2 separate regions of the Homo sapiens genome follow, and region 2 is linked to region 1. Evidence: chromatin loops called from intact Hi-C (ENCODE). Cell type or tissue: Caco-2. All regions are shown on one strand. Links, peaks and the distances in the headings refer to the core of each region. The heading gives the core; the rest is flanking DNA. Region 1 overlaps ANO6 (anoctamin 6). Region 2 has its middle 81 kb from the start of DBX2.

Region 1 (11,556 bases), core at 2,476-10,475:
CTACTTGATTCTTCTCTCTTTTCTTCTTTATTAGTCTTGCTAGCCGTCTACCAGTTTTGTTGATCTTTTCAAAAAACCAGCTCCTGGATTCACTGATTTTTTGAAGGGTTTTTTGTGTCTCTTATCTTTTTCAGTTCTGCTCTTAGTTATTTCTTGCCTTCTGCTAGCTTTTGAATGTGTTTGCTCTTGCTTCTCTAGTTCTTTTAATTATGATGTTAGGCCGTTGATTTTAGATCGTTCCTGCTTTCCTTTGTGGGCATTTAGTGCTATAAATTTCCCTCTACACACTGCTTTAAATGTGTCTCAGAGATTCTGGCATGTTGCGTCTTTGTTCTCATTGGTTTCAAAGAACATCTTTATTTCTGCCTTCATTTCATTATGTACCCAGTAGTCATTCAGGAGCAGGTTGTTCAGTTTCCATGTAGTTGTGCAGTTTTGAATGAGTTTCTTAATCCTGAGTTCTAGTTTGATTGCACTGTGGTCTGAGAGACAGTTTGTTGTGATTTCTGTTCTTTCACATTTGCTGAGGAGTGCTTTACTTCCAATTATGTGGTCAATTTTAGAATAAATGTGATGTGGTGCTGAGAAGAATGTATATTCTGTTGTTTTTGGGTGGAGAGTTCTGTAGATGTCCATTAGGTCTGCTTGTTGCAGATCTGAGTTCAGGTCCTGGATATCCTTGTTAACCTTCTGTCTTGTTGATCTAATATTGACAGTGGGGTGTTAAAGTCTCCCATGATTATTGTGTGGGAGTCTAAGTCTCTTTGCAGGTCTCTAAGGACTTGCTTTATGAATCTGGGTGCTCCTTTATTGGGTACATGTATATTTAGGATTCTTAGCTCTTCTTGTTGAATTGATCCCTTTACCATTACATAATGGCCTATTTTGTCTCTCTTTTGATCTTTGTTGGTTTAAAGTCTGCTTTATGAGAGACTAGGATTGCAACCCCTGCTTTTTTTTGCTTTCCATTTGCTTGGTAGATCTTCCTCCATCCCTTTATTTTGAGCCTATATGTGTCTTTGCACATGAGATGGGTCTCCTCAATTCAGCACACTGATGGGTCTTGACTCTTTATCCAATCTGCCAGTCTGTGTCTTTTAATTGGGGCATTTAGCCCATTTACGTTTAAGTTTAATATTGTTATGTGTGAATTTGATCCTGTCATTATGACATTCGCTGCTTATTCTGCCCGTTAATTAAAGCAGTTTCTTCATAGGATCGACGGTCTTTACAATTTGGCATGTTTTTGCTGGGGCTGGTACCGGTTGTTCCTTTCCATGTTTAGTGCTTGTTTCAGGAGCTCTTGTAAGGCAGGCCTGGTGGTGACAAAATGTCTCAGCATTTGCTTGTCTGTAAAGGATTTTATTTCTCCTTCACTTATGAAGCTTAGTTTGGCTGGATATGAAATTCTGGGTTGAAAATTCTTTTCTTTAAGAATGTTGAATATTGGCCCCCACTCTCTTCTGGCTCGTAGGGTTTCTGCCAAGAGATGTGCTGTTAGTCTGATGGGCTTCCCTTTGTGGGTAACTCGGCCTTTCTCTCTGGCTGCCCTTAACACTTTTTCCTTCATTTCAACCTTGGTGAATCTGACAATTATGTGTCTTGGGGTTGCTCTTCTCAAGGAGTATCTTTGTGGTGTTCTCTGTATTTCCTGAATTTGAATGTTGGCCTGCCTTGCTAGGTTGGGGAAGGTCTCCTGGATAATATCCTGCAGAGTGTTTTCCAACTTGGTTCCATTCTCTCTGTCACTTTCAGATACGCCAATCAAACACATATTTGGTCTTTTCACATAGTCCCATATTTCTTGGAGGCTTTGTTCGTTGCTTTTTACTTTTTCCTCTAACCTTGTCTTCTCTCTTTATTTCATTAATTTGATCTTCAATCACTGATACCCTTTCTTCCACTTGATCGAATTGGCTACTGAAGCTTGTGCATGCAACACAAAGTTCCCGTGCCATGGTTTTCAGCTCCATCAGGTCATTTAAGGTCTTCTCTACATTGTTTATTCTAGTTAGCCATTTGTCTAACGTTTTTTCAAGATTTTTAGCTTCCTTGCGATGGGTTAGAACATTATCTTTTAGCTAAGAGAAGTCTGTTATTACCGACCTTCTGAAGCCTACTTCTGTCAACTTGTCAAAGTCATTCTCTGTCCAGCTTTGTTCCGTTGCTGGCGAGGAGCTGTGATCCTCTGGAGGGGAAGAGATGCTCTGATTTTTATAATTTTCAGCTTTTCTGCTGGTTTCTCCTCATCTTTGTGGTTTTATCTACCTTTGGTCTTTGATGTTGGTGACCTACAGATGGGGTTTTGGTGTAGATGACCTTTTTGTTGATGTTAATGCTATTCCTTTCTGTCTGTCTGTTTTCCTTCTAACAGTCAGGTCCCTCAGCTGCAGGTCTGTTGGAGTTCCACTCCAGACCCTGTTTGCCTGGGTATCACCAGCGGAGGCTGCAGAACAGCAAATATTGCTGCCTGATCCTTCCTCTGGAAGCTTCGTCCCAGAGAGGTAGCACCCTATATGAGGTGTCTGTCGGCCCCCAGTGGTAGGTGTTTCCCAGTTAGGCTACACGGGGGTCAGGGACCCATTTGAGGAGGCAGTCTGTCCGTTCTCAGAGCTCAAACGCTGTGCTGGGAGAACCACTGCTCTCTTCAGAGCTGTCAGACAGGGACATTTAAGTCTGCAGAAGTTTCTGCTGCCTTTTGTTCAGCTATGCCCTGCCCACAGAGGTGGAGTCTGGATGCATTAGGCCTTGTTGAGCTGCGGTGGGCTCTGCCCAGTTTGAGCTTCCTGGCCGCTTTGTTTACCTACTCAAGCCTCAGCAATGGTGGACGCCCCTCCCCTAGCTAGGCTGCCACCTCGCAGATTGATCCCAGACTGCTGCGCTAGCAGTCAGGAAGGCTCCTTGGGCATGGGACCCACTGAGCCAGGCATGGTAGAGAATCACTTTGTCTGCTGGTTGCTAAGACCTTGGGAAAAGTGCAGTATTTGGGCAGGGGGTGTCCCGTTCTTCCAGATAGTCTGTCACGGCTTCCCTTGGCTAGGAAAGGGAAATCGCCCGACCCCTTGTGCTTCCTGGGTGAGGCGATGCCCTGCCCTGCTTCAGCTCGCCCTCTGTGGGCAGCACCCACTGTACAACCAATCCCAATGAGATGAACCAGGTACCTCAGTTGGAAATGCAGAAATTACCCGTCTTCTGTGTTGATCACGCTGGGAGCAGCAGATGGGAGCTGTTCCTATTTGGCCATCTTGGCAACTTCCTTTTTAACATTTTTTTTGAGACAGAGTCTCACTCTGTCACCCAGGCTGGAGTGCAGTGGTGCAGTCTCGGCTCCCTGCAACCTCCACCTCCTAGACTCAAGCAATTCGCCTGCCTCAGTCTCCCAAGCAGCTGAGATCACAGGTGAACACCTGGCTAATTTTTGTATTTTTAGTAAAGACAGGGTTTCGCCATGTTGGCCAGGCTGATCTCGAACTCCTGACCTCAGGTGATCTGCTGCCTTGGCCTCCCAAAGTGCTGGGATTACAGGCGTGAGCCACCATGCCTGGCCTTTAATTTTTTTTTTAATGTTTTTGAAATTTATTATAGTATATGGTTTAAAGTAAGACTTTAACATTTATTGTCCCCCCAAATAGCTAACAAGTATTCCATTACTATTTATTGAATAATCTCCACTTGTCTGATGGATTTATAATGCCTCTTTTCTGACATATTACATTTTTATTGCTATCAGGGGCTATTTCTAGGCTTCATGTGCTATTCTTGAATCTGGCTCTTCTTGAGCCATTAAAACTCACACTAAATTATTACATCACTAATATGATTCCATCAATAAGCCTAAAACTAACTTAGTAAGTACTGATATTTTACAGAAAATGTGTTTCTATCTAGAATCATTCATTTAATTATCATTCATTCAGATCCTTTACAACTTTCAAGAGTTTTTATGTTTTCTTTGATAGTTCCTATTATCTTTTTGTTAAGGGTATTCCTAGACATTTTATTTATTTTTTTTTTGAGATGGAGTCTTGCTCTGTTACCCAGTCGAGTGCAGTGGTGTGATTTTCACTCACTGCAACCTCCGTCTCCTGGGTTCAAGTGACTCTCGTGCCTCAGCCTCCCGAGTAGCTGGGACTACAGGTGTGTGACACCTTGCCTGGCTAATTTTTGTATTTTCAGTAGTGACGGGGTTTCATCATGTTGGCCAGGCTGGTCTTGACTCCTGACCTCAGGTGATCCACCCACCTTGGCCTCCCAAGGTGCTTGGATTATAGGCATGAGCCACCGCCCCTGGCCAACATTTTATTTTGATTGTTGCTGTTGGAAAATTTTAGAATTCTTAATGCCTTCCATTTGGTCTTCACCAGAAACTGGAAAATCCTGAATCACTGATTTAACAGATGAGGTGAAAAGAACTAGAAGAACCTCTGTGAACAGATAAGGTATCTCGAACCTTGGGAGTTGCTCTATGTGGTGGCTAAAATAGTTATCTGGAAATATCTGTCTGTCTCTCTGAGACCATATAGTTTCCAGGCTCAGCATTTAGTTTCCTCAACATTTAAAATTAGATATTAAAAAAATCTGTTACATAATAAAAACATTTTTAATCATTCAAAACATTTTTGTGATAGAATTACCCAGAAAAAGACAGCACTGGCACAGAGGGTTATCCGTATACATTTTCCCCAGGCAGTAAAGGGAATGCGTTCTTCTTCCTAATTACAAAAACAAAAAAGTTTAGTCAATCAAGGGATTACTGTAATAAAATTATTTTTCTCCTGACTCGCCAATAAATCTTAGAATTAATTTTAAAAAATTAGTTTGCAAGCATAGTCTCCTTACTCATAATTGCACTTTTTTGTTAACAATTTCAAAGTCACACATCACAAAACATGTGCAGTGTTCATTTTAATAAGTTTTTGGAAAATGCAAGCATGAATAAACTGTTTATCGGCCACGACCCGAGCTCAGGAATCTGGGTGTCTGATGGTGCCAAGCTGCAAAGCTATACTTCTGGGCTTGTCTTAGGTTTTAGAAATCGCTGTGATGATAGCGCAGAGCACAGGCAGGACAAAAAGTTTCCTAGATGTCTGCAAATACTAGGTATCCACTATGTGTTTCTTGGTTGGGCTTTATATATTAACTTTGAATAAATTTTTAGAGGATTTCCATTTTATAGTTCATAAAAATATATTTAAATTCTTAAGAGTAGAAATCAACCCTCTACATGATTTACCTGTATTGTAAGAGCAGCCTAATAACAGCTGCAAATACTTAAGAGTATTTAACTCTGTGCCAGGCACTATTCTAAGTAGCTTCTATACATTAACTCAATCCTTAGCTGCGATCATGAGGAAACAACTGTATTATTCCCATTTTATAGATGAGGTCACTGAGGCACCGGGAAGTTAACTAATTGGTCCAAGATCACCCAACTAGTAAGTTGCTGTGGTCAGACATGAACTCTGGCATCAGAGACTTCACCATCACACTATAGGCCTCTCTAAACAAAGGGAGGGTATGTGGGCAATGAAAGTGAAACGAGGAATAACCATAAAGAAAAAGGAACCTTCACTTGCAATGTTTTAACAAGTAACACTTCAAGGGAAATTTAACTTATAAGCTGGCAATTTTAACTATAAAATTGGCAGGTTTAAATGACCAAATTGTCTTTTCTTCAGTATTTTTCCCATGTTGCTGGTATTATAAGATTTTTTAGTGCTCAAACTACTTCATAAACATCTAATTTTGTTTAAGTTTTGGCTTTCATTTCTGAATATACAATCTTTCAACAACATATGCTTTGACCCTGTCCTCTCTAGTAAACAGCAGGAACTATTCATAATGGGGATTATTTGAAGCTTTTACATTGCGAAAGACAAATGTCACTTTCTACTGGTAATTGAACCTCGTTTTTTCCCATTTGTAAAAGGAAGAGGTTGAACTGTTCCCTCTGGTTCCTTTTAGTGCCAACATTTTGTAAATCTGTGATTCAATTTATAAAACCTATAGTTGGGAACACTTTCAGACATTCTTGGTAAAAGCATTTTCTTTCCAAGAGCTATTCGTATTCAGAACCTACTGTTCTTATGCTGATGACTGCAAGTACAATCAGCTCAAAGTTTTCTGTGTTGATGGAAAGAAGCAAGAATGCAGATGATTTAAAAATCATCTTTCAGGGACTTTGGAATATTTATACAGACAGAATATAGTTTTTTATCTTTGGAGTAGTGGTAGCAGCAGCAAATCTACCTTTCCAATGACATAAAATACCTAGCACAGTACCTGAACAGAGTTGGACCTCAAAAAATACTTTCCTTCTTCCTCCATCCTTTCTCCAACTTTAGGATAAAGGCCACACTATTTTCTGCACATCCCAACCAGAAGGTGGAGCAGTGACTGAGGCTTACTGCAAGATAAAGGGGCAGCTGGTCTAGGATGAATAAGGGGCTGGAATAATGAAAGTATACGTGAAAAATTGAGAATCAACTATAAAAACCAGTGCCTCTTTCCTTATATCACTATGTCACAGTAAAAATTATTTTTTTGTATTTTTACTGTTTTTATGAAAGAAGGGGCCCCATTTATCTCCTGTGTCTACTGTTCTAAGCAGTGCTTCTTCACTTTGGCTGCACATCAGAATTACCAAAGGAGCTTTAAAAAAAACCCCTGTGCTCAGAATACCCCCAGGTTACTAAGTACCAGAGTATGTAGTGATGGAACTCAGGTATCAATATTTTTTAAGCTCCCCCAAGTGATTCTAATGTGCGGCCAAGGAGGAGAACCACAGCAGTAAGTAGATTAAACTGCACCTAAATACGACCCTGCTTACCTGAGTAATCTCATTTATCACTACGTGAGTACATCGTGCTTCGTATTCTGGTCGGGCTTGTTCTTCCTGCTGTAACTCAACAGTATCCCATTCATACTCAAGTTCTGCCTGGCGTCGCTTCCAAAACTCCAAAAACAAGGTAACTAACAGAGAGACAGAAGAGCTTGTGTGGATTTTCAATGATGACTGATGTTTCAGAAATCTGTACTGAATAATATTAATTATCCATTGTACTGGCCTGTTTTCACACTGCTATAAAGAACTACCTGGACTGGGTAATTCATAAAGGAAAGAGGTTTAATTGACTCACAGTTCTGCATGGCTGGGGAGGCCTCAGGAAACTTAAAATCATGGTGTAAGGTGAAGGGAAAGCAAAACACGTCTTACATGGCAATAGGAGAGAGAGAGCACGGAGGAAAGTGCCACAGCTTTAAACCATCAGATCTCATGAGAACTCACTCACTATCATGAGAACAGGATGGGGGAAATCCAACCCCATGATCCAATCACCTCCCACCAGGCCCCTCCCCTGACACATGGGGATTATAATTCGACATGAGATTTGGGTGGGGACACAGAGCCAAACCATATCATCCATAATACTTTTGTATATGGCAAATCAAATCTAAATTATAGGAGATACTACTATTTAAAAGGGAAAAACATGATTTTAAAGAAAAATGTTGGTAATTTACAACATTATGAAATAGACTATAGATGCTGGGAAAGGCAATGTGATGGTCAGAAGACATGTGAGTATGTCTGACACTGAAGCATATGTTCCAGCACCTTATTGCCAACTAAAACACAAATAATGATCACAGTTCCAAAGGAGCTCATGATCCATCCTTCATCTGCTTTTCCCCGTGCCCTCATTCTTGTACTCTCCTTTCCTTCCTAAGGGCCTACAGGGGAAGAGGAATACTTTAGGATGTCCCAAATAAATTAATATTCATTCATACGGAAAACTAGTATTTTTCTCAATCTTATATAATGTATGACTAAAATAATTTTTTAGGAATCATTTTTCAGAATTTTTAACTTTAAATAGTAAATAAAAACATTAAATGTTAATTGAAAAAATGCAGTTTCAGGGTAAATACCCCATGCCCTTCTTCTAATCAGACTGCGAACCCTAAGTCCTTCCTATAAAAAAATTCTGTAATCACCACTCTTCTATTTACAAACATTCTTTGAGTGTCTACTATCAGCTGGGAATAAAGAGAAAACAAGACACAGTCCCTGCTTCAAGGAGCTCCTAGGCATATGAGAATTATGCTGTCCTTGAACTGACAGGTATAGTTGATTATTAAGAGGGCTATGATAAAGGTAAGCACAGGTTGCTCTGGGCACACAGAACCAGAACATTTAACTGGGTGTTTCGGGGAAGGCCATCCCAGAGGAGGGGACCACAGTGATGAGTCCTGAGATGCCTCAGAGCTGATCAGGTGAAGGTGGTGGTGGGTGGAACACTAAGGCCACCTACCCCCAGGGAGCTGCGCATGCAAAGGCACGGAGGCCAGAGGGCCAGGTACTTTCCCAAAACTGCAAATAATCTGGTAGTAAGTGAAAGGTGTGATGGAGGTGGGGCAGCCAGGTAAGAGCTCTGCAGGGGCACATCACAAAGGGTTTTCTGTGCTTTGAAAGGAGTTTAGAGAGTTTAACGTACAGATGGAGGAGACTTTGAAGGTAGTCTAGAGTGAGACTAGGGGCAGGGAGACCTGCTGGCAGGTACATGATGCAGCAAGATCCTTGAGGGACGTTGAGAAGGCAGACGGATGGATGCAGGTATGACAGATGGATGCAGGTATGACAGAAGGATGCTAGCCAGGTTTCTGACTTAGGCAATATCCTAAATTCTAGTGGCATTCCTTGGAAATAGGAAGTGTCTTAAGAAGGTCAAGTGTGCAAGAGGAGACACCTGGTTTGGTTATGATCAGATGCAATGTATGTGGACTACTCAAGAAGAAATGTCCAGTAGATAGGTAAAAGTCTACAACATAGGAGGAAGATCTGGATTGAGATGGATTTTCATTGTTTTAAGTGGCAATTGGGGCCATGAGAGAATAAGACCATTAAATGAGATGCAGGGTAGTAATCACACCCTGGCTGCAGGTAAGAAGGACCAGGGAGCTTTTACAAAATACTGAGCCCAGGTACCACCCTGTAAATTATAAATTATGATTTTTGGTCTGGAATGGGGCCTGAGCATAGTTGTTTTGTTTGTTTTTGTTTTGTTTTGTTTTTAAGGTTTAATACGCAGTCAGGGTGGAGACTCACTGAAGTAGAGAGTGAAGAGAGCCAGAATGAAATCCTGCAGACCCTGCAGCAGGCAGCCTGAAATGCAGGAGGCAGTCTTGGGATGCACCTGTAAGGAGCAAGAATCCAACACTCCCCAATGGCAAAGACAACTGAACATGTTTAAAAGCACTCACTTCCTAGCAGTGTTTGTTTTGACTACTACTTTTCCAGTAAGTTAGAGTAGAAATAACCTGGATGTTGGAATCAGGATCAAATTGTTGAGTGTTTTATATAGAGGGTGATGGCTACTGAGAAACAACCCAGACATTTGTGCTTCTGTACCTGCCCAAGGGGAAATGAAGTGAGTATTGGCTTCTTTGTCAATGGGATGGAAATCTAGAGGGCACCATGTCCTTTTGTGGACTGACATGTGACTGGCTGGTCTTGGTGCCCAGCTGAGCCATGCTGGTCTCAGGTGGCAGATACTCCCCAAAGAGACCCTGTTGGGAGGAATGAGCCACCCATGAGCCAACCCTCCCTAGGCTGCATATGAAGCAGCATAACATACACCACCCACTTACCAAAGCCCAAGGTTCTGCATCCCCTTGATAAACTCCCATACATCTCCATCAACAGAGGACTCTACTTTTTAATCTACCAAGAATCCTACTGCCAGTATTGCATATGCCCCCACCCCTGAAGCTCCCTCAGCTCTGTCTCCCACTCTGTAATTATGCAATCATTCCAGCGGTCATGTGCATTCTCTCAGAAAGGGCCCATTTTATTCCCTTTGTCAACCCTTCTTCTGCCCTTCAAAATATTAATACATAGCACTCATGCATCCCAACCTATATCTGCTTCTAGGTCTACTGTCTATCATACCCACTGGAATGTCACCTTCACATGTGCAGGGATTTGGTTTTGTTCATAGCAGAAGCACTACGACATAGTAGGCATGTAACGAATGAATGCACTGAATGAACAAACTGAAGGAAACCACCCAGAAACTGGAGGACCCCCACCACCTGGGGAATAATCCACTCAGAGGTCCCAGCTGACTCCAACTGCTCACCTCTACACATAACCACCCACTGTCCTTACTTCCTGCTATGCTAGTCTACTTGGGCCTTCAGTACCTCCTGTACAGATGTACCTTGATTTATCGTGCTTTACAGATAGTGTTTTTATCTTCTTACAAATTGATTGTTTGTGGCAACCCCACGTTGAGCCTCTATCAATGCCATTTTTCCAACAACATGTACCCACTTTGTGTCACATTTTAGTAATTCTCACATTTCAAATTTTTCATTATTATTGTATCTTTTATAGTGGTCTGTGATAAGTGATCTTTCTTTGATGTTACTATTGTAATTGTTTTGGGGCAACATGAAGTCCACCTATGTAAGACAGCAAAATTAACAAATGTGTGTGGTCTGACCATTCCACTGACTGGCTGCTTCCCCATCTCTCTGCCTCTCTTCTGGCCTCTCTATTCTTTGAGATGCAACAGTAGTGAAATTAGGCCAATTAATAACCCTACAATGGCTTCAAGGTGTTCAAGTGAAAGCAAGACTCACACATCTCTCACTTTAAATGAAAACTAGAAATTACTAAGTTTAGTGAGGAAGGCATATCGAAAGCTAGGCCTCTTGTGCCAGTTTGCCAAGCTGTGAGTGCAAAGGAAAAGTTCTTGAAGGATATGAAAAGTACTACTCCAGTGAACACACAAATGACAAAAAAGTGAAACAACCTTATTGCTGATACGGAGAAAGTTTTAATGATCTGGATAGAAGACCAAACCAGCCACAATATTCCCTTAGACCAAAGCCTAATTCAGAGCAAGGCCAGAACCCCCTTCCACTCTATGAAGGCTGAGAGAGGTGAGGAAGCTGCAGAAGAAAAGTTTGAAGCTAGCAGAGGTTGGTTCATGAGGTTTAAGGAAAGAAATCATCTCCATAGCATAGAAGTGCAAGGTGAAGTAGCAAGTGCTAACTGGCAGCAAGTTATTCAGAAGATCTAGCTAAGATCATTGATGAAGGTAGCCACACAACAGACTTTCAAGGTAGATGAAATAGCCTCCCATTGGAAGAAGATGTCATCTGGGACTTTCACAGCTAGAGAGAAGTCAACGCCTGGCTTCAGAACTTCTAAGGACAGGCTCACTCTCTTGTTAGGGGCTAATGCAGCTGGTGACTTCATGTTGAAGCCAACGCTCTTAGATCATTCCAAAAACCCTAGGGCCTTTAAGAATTATGTGAAATCTACTCTGCCTGTAATCTAAATGGAACAATAGAGCCTAGATGACAAGCACATCTGTTTATAACATGGTGTGTTGAATTATTTTAAGCCCATTGTTCATAAAAAATTACTCTTTTAAAAAAATTACTGCTCATTGGCAATGCATCCACTCACCCAAGAACTCTGATGGAGATGTACAGAGATTAATATTGTTTTCATGGCTATGAACACAACATCCGTTCTGCAGC
Region 2 (11,556 bases), core at 2,350-10,349, 260 kb after region 1:
TTGCTGTACCCATCAACCTATCATCTACATTAGGTATTTCTCCTAATGCTATCCCTCCCGTAGACCCCCAGCCCCCAACAGGCCCTGGTGTGTGATGTCCCCCTCCCTGTGTCCATGTGTTTTCATTGTTCAACTCCCACTTATGAGTGAGAACATGTGGTGTTTGGTTTTCTATTCTTGTATTAGTTCGCTGAGAATGATGGTTTCCAGTGTCATCTATGTCCCTGCAAAGGACATGAACTCACACCTATTGCTTGTTTTTCTCAGGTTTGTCAAAGATCAGATGGTTGTAGATGTGTGGCGTTATTTCTGAGGCCTCTGTTCTGTTCCATTGGTCTATATATCTGTTTTGGTACCAGTACCATGCTGTTTTTGTTACTGTAGCCTTGTGGTATAGTTTGAAGTCAGGTAGCGTGATGCCTCCAGCTTTGTTCTTTTTGCTTAGGATTGTCTTGGCTATGCAGGCTCTTTTTTGGTTCCATATGAAATTTAAAGTAGTTTTTTCCAATTCTTTGAAGAAAGTCAATGGTAGCTTGATCGGGATAGCATTGAATCTATGAATCACTTTGGGCAGTATGGCCATTTTGAGGATATTGATTCTTCCTATCCATAAGCATGGAATGTTTTTCCATTTGTTTGTGTCCTCTCTTATTTCCTTGAGCAGTGGTTTGTAGTTCTCCTTGAAGAGGTCCTTCACATCCCTTGTAAATTGGATTCCTAGGTATTTTATTCTCTTTGTAGCAGTTGTGAATGGGAGTTCAGTCATGATTTGGATCTCTGTTATTGGTGTATAGGAATGCTTGTGGTTTTTCACATTGATTTTGTATCCTGAAACTTTGCTGAATTTACTTATCAGCTTAAGGAGATTTTGGGCTGAGACAATGGGGTTTTCTAAATATACAATCATGTCATCTGCAAACAGGGACAATTTGACTTCCTCTTTTCCTAATTGAATACCCTTTATTTCTTTCTCTTGCTTGATTGCCCTGGCCAGAAATTCCAATACTATGTTGAATAGGAGCAGTGAGAGAGGGCATCCTCGTCTTGTGCCGGTTTTCAAAGGGAATGCTTCCAGTTTTTGGCCATTTAGTATAATATTGGCTTTGGGTTTGTCATAAATAGCTCTTATTATTTTGAGATACGTTCCATCAATGCCTAGTTTATTGAGAGTTTTTTAGCATGAAGGGCTGTTGAATTTTACTGAAGGCCTTTTCTGCATCTATTGAGATAATCATGTGGTTTTTGTCATTGATTCTGTTTATGTGATGGATTATGTTTATTGATTTGTGTATGTTGAACCAGCCTTGCATCCCAGAGATGCAAGCTGACTTGATCATGCTGGATAAGCTCTTTGATGTGCTGCTGGATTCAGTTTGCCAGTATTTTATTGAGGATTGTTGCATTGATGTTCATTAGGGATATTTGCCTGAAATTTTCTTTTTTTGTTGTGTCTCTGCCAGGTTTTGGTGTCAGGGTGATGCTAGCCTCATAAAATGAGTCAGGGAGGATCCCCTCTTTTTCTATTGTTTGGAATAGTTTCAGGAGGAATGGTACCAGCTCCTCTTTGTACCTCTTATAGAATTTGGCTGTGAATCTGTCTGGTCTTGGACTTTTCTTGATTGGTAGGGTATTAATTGCTGCCTCAATTTCAGAACTTGTTGGTCTATTCAGGGATTCAACTTCTTCCTGGTTAGTCTTCGGAGGGTGTCTGTGTCCAGGAATTTATCCATTTGTTGTAGATTTTCTAGTTTATTTGTGTAGAGGTGTTTATAGTATTCTCTGATGGTAGTTTGTATTTCTGTGAGATTGGTGGTGATATCCCCTTTATCATTTCTTATTGTGTCTATTTGATTCTTCTCTCTTTTCTTCTTTATTAGTCTGGCTAGCAGTCTATCTATCTTGTTGATCTTTTCAAAAATCCAGCTCCTAGATTCATTGATTTTTTGAAGGGTTTTTCGTGTCTCTATCTTCTTCCGTTCTGCTCTGATCTTAGTTATTTCTTGCCTTCTGCTAGCTTTTGAATTTGTTTGCTCTTGCTTCTTTAGTTATTTTAATTGTGATGTTAGGGTGTTGATTTTAGATCTTTCCTACTTTCCTTTGTAGGCATTTAGTGCTATACATTTCCCTCTGCACACCACTTTAAATGTGTCCCAGAGATTCTGGTACATTGTGTCTTTCTTCTCATTTGTTTCAAAGAACATCTTTATTTCTGCCTTCATTCTGTTATGTACCCAGTAGTCATTCAGGAGCAGGTTGTTCACTTTCTATGTAGTTGTGTGGTTTTGAATGAGTTTCTTAATTCTGAGTTCTAATTTGATTGCACTGTGGTCTGAGAGACTGTTATGATTTCCATTCTTTTGCATTTGCTGAGGAGTGTTTTATTTCCAATTATGTGGTCAATTTTAGAATAAGTGCAATGTGGTGCTGAGAAGAATGTATATTCTGTTGATTTGGGGTGGATAGCTCTGTAGATGTCTATTAGATTTGCTTGGTCCAGAGCTGAGTTCAGGTGCCTGGATATCCTTGTTAATTTTCTGTCTCGTTGAACTGTCAAATATTGACAGTGGGGTATTAAAGTCTCCCACTATTGTTGTGTGGGAGTCTAAGTCTCTTTGTAGGCCTCAAATAACTTGCTTTATGAATCTGGGTGCTCCCGTATTGGGTGCATATATATTTAGGATAGTTAGCTCTTCTTGTTGCATTGATCCCTTTACCATTATGTAATGCCCTTCTTTGTCTCTTTTTATCTCTGTTGGTTTAAAGTCTGTTTTATCAGAGACTAGGATTGCAACAGCTGCTTTTTTTTTTTCTTTCCATTTGCTGGGTAAATATTCCTCCATCCCTTTATTTTGAGCCTATTTGTGTCTCTGCACATGAGATGGGTCTCCTGAATACAGCACACCGATGGGTCTTGACTCTTTATCCAGTTTGCTACTCTGTGTCTTTTAATTGGTGCATTTATCCCATTTACATTTAAGGTTAATATTGTTATGTGTGAATTTGATCCTGTCATTATGATGCTAGCTGATTATTTTGTACATTAGTTGATGTAGTTTCTTCATAGCTTCAATGGTCTTTACAATTTGGTATGTTTTTGCAGTGGCTGGTACCAGTTATTCCTTTTCATGTTCAGTGCTTCCTTCAGGAGCTCTTGTAGGGAAGTCCTGGTGGTGACAAAATCTCTCAGCATTTGCTTGTCTGTAAAAGATTTTATTTCTCCTTCACTTATGAAGCTTAGTTTGGCTGGATATGAAATTCTGGGTTGAAAATTCTTTTCTTTAAGAATGTTGAATATTGGCCCCCACTCTCTTCTGGCTCGTAGGTTTTCTGCCCAGAGATCCACTGTTAGTCTGATGGGCTTCCCTTTGTGGGTAACCTGACCTTTCTCTCTGACTGCCCTTAACATTTTTTCCTTCATTTCAACCTTGGTGAATCTGATGATTATGTGTCTTGGGGTTGTTCTTCTCAAGGAGTATCTTTGTGGTGTTCTCTGTATTTCCTGAATTTGAATGTTGGCCTGCCTTGCTAGGTTGGGGAAGTTCTCCTGGATAATATCCTGAAGAGTGTTTTCCAACTTGGTTCAATTCTCCCTGTCACTTTCAGGTACACCAATCAAACATAGAGTTGGTCTTTTCACATAGTCCCATACTTCTTGGAGGCTTTGTTCGTTTCTTTTCACTCTTTCTTCTCTAATCTGGTTTTCTCACTTTATTTCATTGTGTTGATCTTCAATCCCTGATATCTTTTCTTCCGCTTGATCAGTTTGGTTATTGATACTTGTGTATGCTTCATGAAGTTCTCACGCTGCATTTTTCAGCTCCATCAGGTCATTTATGTTCTTTTCTATACTAGTGATTCGTCTAACCTTTTTTCAAGGTTCTTAGCTTCCTTGCTTTGGGTTAGAACATGCTCCTTTAGCTCGGAGGAGTTTGTTATTACCCACTTTCTGAAGCCTACTTCTGTCAATTCGTCAAACTCATTCTCTGTCCAGTTTTGTTCCCTTGCTGGTGAGGAGTTGTGATCCTTTGGAGGAGAAGAGGCATACTAAGTTTTGGAATTTTCAGCGTTTTTGCCCTGGTTTCTCCCCATCTTTGTGGATTTATCTACCTTTGGTCTTTGAAGTTGGTGACCTTTGGATGGGGTCTCTGAGTGGACGTCCTTTTTGTTGATGTTGATACTATTCCTTTCTGTTAGTTAGTTTTCCTCCTAACAGTCAGGCCCTTCTGCTGCAGGTCTGCTGGAGTTTGCTGTCTCCGGCAGAGGCTGTAGACCAGCAAAGATTGCTGCCTGTTCCTTCCTCTGGAAGCTTCCTCCCTGAGGGGCACCCGCCACATGCCAGCCAGGGCTCTTCTGTATGAGGTGTCTGTCCGCCCCTACTGGGAGGTGTCTTCTAGTCAGGACACATGGGGGTCAGGGATCCAATTGAGGAGGCAGTCTGTCCCTTATCAGAGCTCAAACACTGTGCTGGTAGATCCATTGTTCTCTTCAGAGCTACCAGGTAGGGATGTTTAAGTTTGCTGAAGCTGCACCCACAACCGCCCCTTCCCCCAGTCCCTGACTGGGGCTGCTGCCTTTTTGTTTTCAGAGATGCCCTGCCCAGAGAGGAGACAGTCTGGCCACAGCTGACTTGCTGAGCTTGGGTGGGCTTTGCCGAGTTCAAACTTCCTGGTGGCTTTCTTTACACTGTGAGGGTGAAACTGTCTACTCAAGCCTCAGCAATGGTGGATTCCCCTCCCCCTACCAAGCTCAAGCATCCTAGGTTGAGCTCATACTGTTGAGCACAGCTCTGCTGTGCTGGCAGGCAGAATTTCAAGCCAGTGGATCGTAGCTTGCTGGACTCCATGGGGGTGGGACCTGCCAAGCCAGACTTCTTGGCTCCCTGGCTTCAGCCCCCCTTTGCAGGGGAGTGAATGGTTCTGTCTTGTTGGTGTTCCAGGTTCCACTGGGGTATGAAGAAAGATTCCTGTGGCTAGCTCAGTGTCTGCCCAAATGGCTTCCCAGTTTTGTGCTGGAAACCCAGGGCCCTGGTGGTGTAGGCACCAGAAGTAATCTCCTGGTCTGGAGTTGCCAAGACTGTAGGGAAAGTGCAGTATCTGTGTGAGAGTGCACGGTATAGTCCCTAATGGCTTCCCTTGGCTGGGACAGGGAGTTCCCGGACCCCTTGCACTTCCCCACCCTGCTTTCGCTCGCCCTCCTTGGGCTGCACCACTGTCCAGCCAGTTTCAATCAGATGAACCAGGTAACTCAGTTGGAAATGCAGAAATCACCTGCCTTCTGCGTCGATCTCGCTGGGAGCTGCAGACCTGAGCTCTTCCTGTTTGACCATCTTGCCAGCAACCCCCAAGTACTATAAAACATTTCAAATGCACATAAAAACAGAATAGTACAATAATCCTCACATACTCATCAGCCAGAATCAACAATTATTAAAACTGTGGCACACTGCACTATGTACTTTTTTCTTTGTTGAAATATTTTAAAAGGCATATCCTACACTTAAAATCATTTTGCCTCTACACACTTCAATATGGATTGAGGGACAAGCTATTAAATGCCATCAACATTCTTCTAAGAGGTGTAGAATGTATTCTCCAGGTTCCTCACTTTCCAAATTCATTTATACACATCCCACACATTTAGTGTCTAAATGTTGAACTCAACTATATAAATTATAAATTAAACAAATCAATCGATTGTGTTCACTCTAATATCTGGAAGAAAAAAGTCAACATAATTTAAAAATCAATCTATGAGTCAACAGATTTATTGAGTGGTGAATCAGCTGGATGGAGGGGCTGGGAAACCCAGCTGGGATGGCTGCTGCTTCTCCAGTAGGCTGCTACAGAGCAGGAGACTCTGACTTCCTCCTTCCCCAACCATGTCACTAGAGTGACTGTGATGGAAGCCCTGGTCCCTCCTGCACTGTTTCTACTCAGCTGTGCAGAAATCTGCTGCCTTCCACAATGAAGCCATTCTCTAAGACCAGCCAGAGTCCCACCTACTGAAAGACTGTAGTGAAGTCATTCCTAATTATGCCTTCCAGTTAGCACTGTCTTCAGCACACAATTGAGCAATTACTGCTTCATGCATACATCTTACCTTCCTGGGTGGACTGCAAGACATCAAGGATAAGAACTATGTTTTGCCTTCTATAATGTAACTTAAAGTGCCCAATAATGATGGCATAGCAGGCACTCAATATATATTAAGGGGCAAATGCAGCTCAGCTTGAACTTTCACTGGGCTGAAGTTGCTTAGTGTCAATTTTTCTGCTTAGAATCAACTCATAAGAGAGAGAAAAGAAAAAAAAACCCTGCAGAGGCATTTTTGCCTAAGAATGTGGATAAAAAGACATGCTGCACTGTCTTTCATCCATCTACTTGTGCAGCCTGCCCTACAAGTCCACTTAAACCCTGTCCATTTTGCCTTTGCTTGAACAATGTAAAATGTCTTTTTCTTTTTCTTCCCTTGTGCAAATGACTAAGGCAATTGTTTGTTGTTGGCAGGTACTGCGGTATGACCGCATGTTTAAGAGTCCTAAAACCCTATGTAAGAAGTCAGTCCCTAACTGAACCCATACCCAAATCAACAGGCTCATTCCTGCGGCAGCACCATGGTGCCACCAAGTGGACAGCTTTTGAACAATTAAACTCACTGTGAACTGGCAAATCATTTTGGAACTGGAGCATTTATGGCCCACTCACTTAAGTAAGTGAGTTGTAGATTTTATACTCTTTAATCTTATACCTTGTATGTTTGATGAATTCTAACAATTGCTTCACATGTGCTTCTTGAAATTTTATTCTCTTTAACTCCTATTTGTGATTTAAGAAAATTCTTAATGAAAACATTTATGATGTACAATAACATGGGCACTTACCTTTCCTTTCACTATATTTTGAGAGAAAACAAGTTCTCCATTTTATCTGGGTCAGTTTTTAAAAGATTAATTATATTTCCTAGGGAAGTCTACTTAAAGGGGAAGAATGCTTGCTTCTATGATATATATGTTGGCTATGTGCTGTTTTATTGTTTGACACTTTCTGCAGTTAATCTTACATCTTGCTGTTCAGAACATCAAACAAATGGTGCTGGTGCAATTGAACATCCATCTACAGAAAATAAACCCAACTGTTACCTTGAACCATAAACAAAAATTAACTTGAAAAGGATCTGATTGTCACAAACACTTTAAGCCCCAGCTGACTGCCCACTTTGAGAAAATCCTTGAAGAAGCAAAGGCAGTTCTAGCACACTTTACTCTCTTTTACTTACCTGAAGCTAAAAGTATCTCACCTACATTTTCCTCAGTGGAGACCCCATATGATGAATTTTCTTTTTTAAAAAATAAAAAGGTATTTGTTTATTTCAATATTAAATATTTCTTTCTCTTTTTTTTTCCCCTGAGACAGAGTTTTGCTCTTGTTGCCCAAGCTGGAGTGCAACAGCATGATCTTGGCTCACTGCAGCCTCTGCCTCCCAGGTTCAAGTGATTCTCTTGCCTCGGCCTCCCAAGTTGCTGGAATTACAGGTGCATGCCACCACACCTGGCTAATTTTTTTTTTTTTTTTTGTATTTTTAGTAGAGACGGGGTTTCACCATGTTGGTCAGGCTGGTCTCAAACTCCTGACCTCAAGTGATCCACCTGCCTTGGCCTCCCAAAGTGCTGGGATTACAGGCATGAGCCACCGTAACTGGCCACTTATTAAATATTTCTAAAAGTCTATCTTGGCTCTATATAACTTAGGGAAGTATATAGTTTTATCTTATATGGGAGGATTAAAAAGAATTTAATTTATATCCCATAAAACATTCATAAAATGTAGGCAAGTGCATTGGACTAGCAGCCGTGAGATACAAAGTCTACTCTCAGGGATGGATGTTTCTTTCTTTCTCTTTCTTTTTCTTTCTTTTCTTTTCTTTTCTATTCTTTCTCTTTCTTTCTCTCTTTCTTTCTTTCTCTCTCTCTCTTTCTTTCTTTCTTCTCTTTCTCTCTCTCCCTACCTCCCTCCCTCCCTCCCTTCCTTTCTTCCCTCCCTCCTTCTTTCCTTCTTTTCTTTTCTTTTCTCTCCCTCTTTTTTTTTTTTTTTTTTTTTTTTTTTTTGAGACGAAGTCTCCCTGTGTCGCCCAGGCTGGAGTGCAGTGGTGCGATCTCAGCTCACTGCAAGCTCCGCCTCCCAGGTTCACACCATTCCCCTGCCTCAGCCTCCCGAGTAGCTGGGACTACAGGCGCCCGCCAGCACGCCCAGCTAATTTTTTTGTATTTTTTAGTAGAGACGGAGTTTCACCGTGTGTTAGCCAGGATGGTCTTGATCTCCTGATCTCATGATCTGCCCGCCTCGGCCTCCAAAAGTGCTGGGATTACAGGCGTGAGCCACGGCGCCCGGCCTCCTTTTCTTTTTTCTTTGCTTTTTTTTTTTCTTTTCTTTGCTTTGCTTTGCTTTTGATAGAGGTCTTGCTGTGTTGCCTAGGCTGGTCTCCTGGGCTCAAGCAATCCTCTCGCCTCAGCCTCCCTCCCACCTCAGCCTCCCGAGTAGCTGGGATTACAGGTGCACCCAGCTCCAGGGCTGTTTCAAATCACTAGTGTGGCCACATATAAGACACTTAAGACTCTCTCTTAGTTTCCACTTTTGTAAAATGAGGTAGTTAATGCCCCCCTCTAAAAAAATTTGTGTATTCCTAAGAGCATTTGTTCTGCTGTTAATAAGGAGGCCGGGCAGGATCTTTTAAATTCTTTCCTTGTCTCCTGTTTGTTTTTCATGACTGTGCATATTTGCAAGTTATTATACTTACAAAATGAACTCTTTACTTAAAAGCTGTTATTCTTGACACCTGAAACTAATTTTAATGGACACTTGTGGAACATTTCTCAGAGCTATATATTTCTTTCACATTTTCTAAATGCATATTACAACAAATGTATTTCTATATTTTTGCCAAATTTCAAATATGTTTAAATAATAGCTTCAGAACCATATATCCGAAATGTACTATTTAAAAATACCTACACTATTTTCCATAAAAGGAAAGGCACAGATTGACCTCAGTGCATTGCATCTTGACCCACCATGCCAGGGTGAATGCCACCACACATAAGATCTGCAGGTATAAAAGAGGCATGAAGATGTAGTGAGCATGCATTGGACAAGCAATAAGAAGCCTTGGATTTCATTCAGCCTGAATCTACTACATCTAAGCGCCTGAGCTTGTGGAAAATCACTTGATGGGTTTGAGCCTCTGTTTCCTTATGTGTAAAATGGTGATAATAAATCCTACCTAATACATTTGGTTGTTCTAAGGGTCAAATGAAATAAGGTTCAAGGAAGTGTGCTGAAACTCTGAAGGGCAACTGTGATGGAAATCTTTTGTTTAGTAGGAGGAAATTAAAAAGGATTAGGAAGGTGGGGGAATACCATAATCAAGGGTGATTTAGAACCATTAGCAAAAAGTAATTGTGTTCTCTTGTAGAATTGTCAGAGCCATGAGCTCTTCCTCATCCCTTTCTCCTTGTTATGTGAATGATGGGAGCAGACACGACCTTCTGTCCATGATCCATTTAGTTCAGATAATAGGAAAGGATGTTGCAGTCTAAGGATCAACAGAACAATAGAAGAACAAGGGGGAGAAAGAGGGCAGAAGAGGAGGGGGACAGAAATCAACATTACATTATCATGGTGGCGAGTCAGACATGGTGGCAACCACTGTGTGTACTGTTTTTTTTTTTTTCATGCAGAGATGGCTTTTGGATTCCCAGTGGTAGGAAGAGAAGCTTAAATGGATGAATACAAAATAATTATTAAAAAATGAAATAGAGAATTATTAGGAATTTTCTCTTTTAAAAAAGAGGAGGTCTGTAGTCTTTAAAAATGTCAGCATCATAAAAGACGAAGAAAGGCTGTGGAAGTGTTCTAGATAAAAGGAGACTATAAAATACATAACAAATAAATACTTGATCTAGGCTGAGATCTGTACTGGAGGAGAAAAAAAATGCTATAAAGGACATTACTATCTCAATTGACAAGATTGGAATATGGATGGCAAATTAGATAAAAGTACTGTATCAATGCCAAATTTACTAAAGTTGAAAATTGTACTATAGTTATAAATATAGTAAGCAAATACTCCTATTGTTAGGAAACACACTGAATTATTTAGGAATGATGGGCCATGATGATGTAACTAATCTTTAAACTGTTCAGGAATAAAAATATTGAGAGAGAGGGAGAGAGAAAGCAAAAGGGTGAGAAAATGGGGTGAAAATGGGGTAAAAAATGGGCATAAAAATGTTATAATAACATTTAACATCTATATGGCTCTTAGTCATTTATGAAGTACTTTGACATACTTTGTTTTCTTTAATCCTCATTAAGAAAGCCCCATTTTACCAATAAGGAAACTGACAATCAGAGATTTCTTGTGAGACTTTGGCTAAATCATGTTTGTATCTTCATTGCCTCTCTTGGTGAATGCATGAAGGAAGGAAGGCAGGGATGATGAATTGACTTGTCCCAATTCACAGACCTAGAGTTGCAAAGATAGGACTGAGAACTACAGTTCGATACCTTTTTACTACTTTGCAGCTGTTAAGTACTACACAACACACTCAAATCTTTGCAGCTGTTAAATACCACACAACACATCCAAATCATAGATCAGGATTAGCCATTATTTAGTTACTCTTTGGTGATTCACAAGTCATATAATCTTACAGTGCCTTAAGCTTTAACTTTTTGTAGGCCAGTTATCACCCTGTAGCTAAGGGAAATGCCAGTTGAAAAAACGTTAAATTCTGGAAGAGTGAGACTTATCTTGCAGTAAACCTCAATACATTGCTTTTGCAGGAGATGCTATTTAATCCAACAAGGTAAAATTATTTTATACAGACATTTTGCCTAAGCATAGGAATGAAAAAGATGTTATCAAGGTATCTATACTGCTTATTTTGGTGGTAAACCTTACCCCCAGTATGAAATATTGTGTACTGTTATGTTGAGCACTTCAAATCTTTTTTTATTTTTTATTCTCAGCATTTGAATGAAAATCCTAGATAGCTAAAGGATTTTTTTCTCACAGGTGAAGAAGAAGCACATTATCAGCAGCAGAAATGGTTTCTGGGAATTTATTATCAGTCATCTTTGTTTTAATCAGTGCCAAGTATTTTTTGACATTTGCTGAACTTGGTTTCCTTTTAAAGTGCAAGAAGTTGTCATAATTAAAAGCAATGGCAGCACATAAATGAAGAAAAATGGAAGTATTCAAAATGAGAATGGAATCCTAGGCTGCAGGTGCTGGGAAAGACTGCCTAGTCTAAGCACACATACCTGGGTGATGAAGAAAATCAGGTATCAGTGACAGCTGTGAGAATATGTCATGACTCAGTCTACATTCATGGGTGAGTCTTTAGTCAACCTGTTGACCCGCCTTTTTTAAATTGAGTAATGAATCCACTTCTGGATACTCATGTGGAGATGTGTTACAGTTGGGAGATGACAGAAATGTCATCGTGGAAAAATAGCTGGGCATTTGACAAGGCTTGAAATGTGATTATACCAACTG

The links. Hi-C counts contacts between places; a loop is a spot of excess contacts. Peaks named below come from ENCODE experiments on the same cell type or tissue, not always from the same donor. Only the 100,000 strongest peaks of a DNase experiment are listed, where the experiment ranks them.
Region 2: it touches region 1 in a loop (18-fold over the local background); 8 of 110 quality-filtered maps call a loop at or near these places.

Annotation. Positions count from the first base shown.
Region 1 is chr12:45,383,577-45,395,132 of GRCh38, reverse strand. ANO6 (anoctamin 6) reads right to left here. Exons shown (of 20, transcript NM_001025356.3): 11 at 6,830-6,972; 12 at 4,635-4,712. LOC105369743 (a long non-coding RNA gene) reads left to right here. Exons shown (of 7, transcript XR_944886.3): 7 at 4,365-4,441. Among named protein-coding and RNA genes, the nearest start is that of ANO6, 170 kb to the right of the region's middle. In Caco-2, for the core only: CTCF peaks have their summits at 6,161 and 6,387 (motif pointing right); a DNase peak (open chromatin) is centred at 6,392.
Region 2 is chr12:45,126,042-45,137,597 of GRCh38, reverse strand. No RefSeq gene overlaps it. Among named protein-coding and RNA genes, the nearest start is that of DBX2, 81 kb to the right of the region's middle. RefSeq lists an enhancer at 6,508-6,557. In Caco-2, for the core only: a CTCF peak has its summit at 6,610 (motif pointing left); a DNase peak (open chromatin) is centred at 6,607.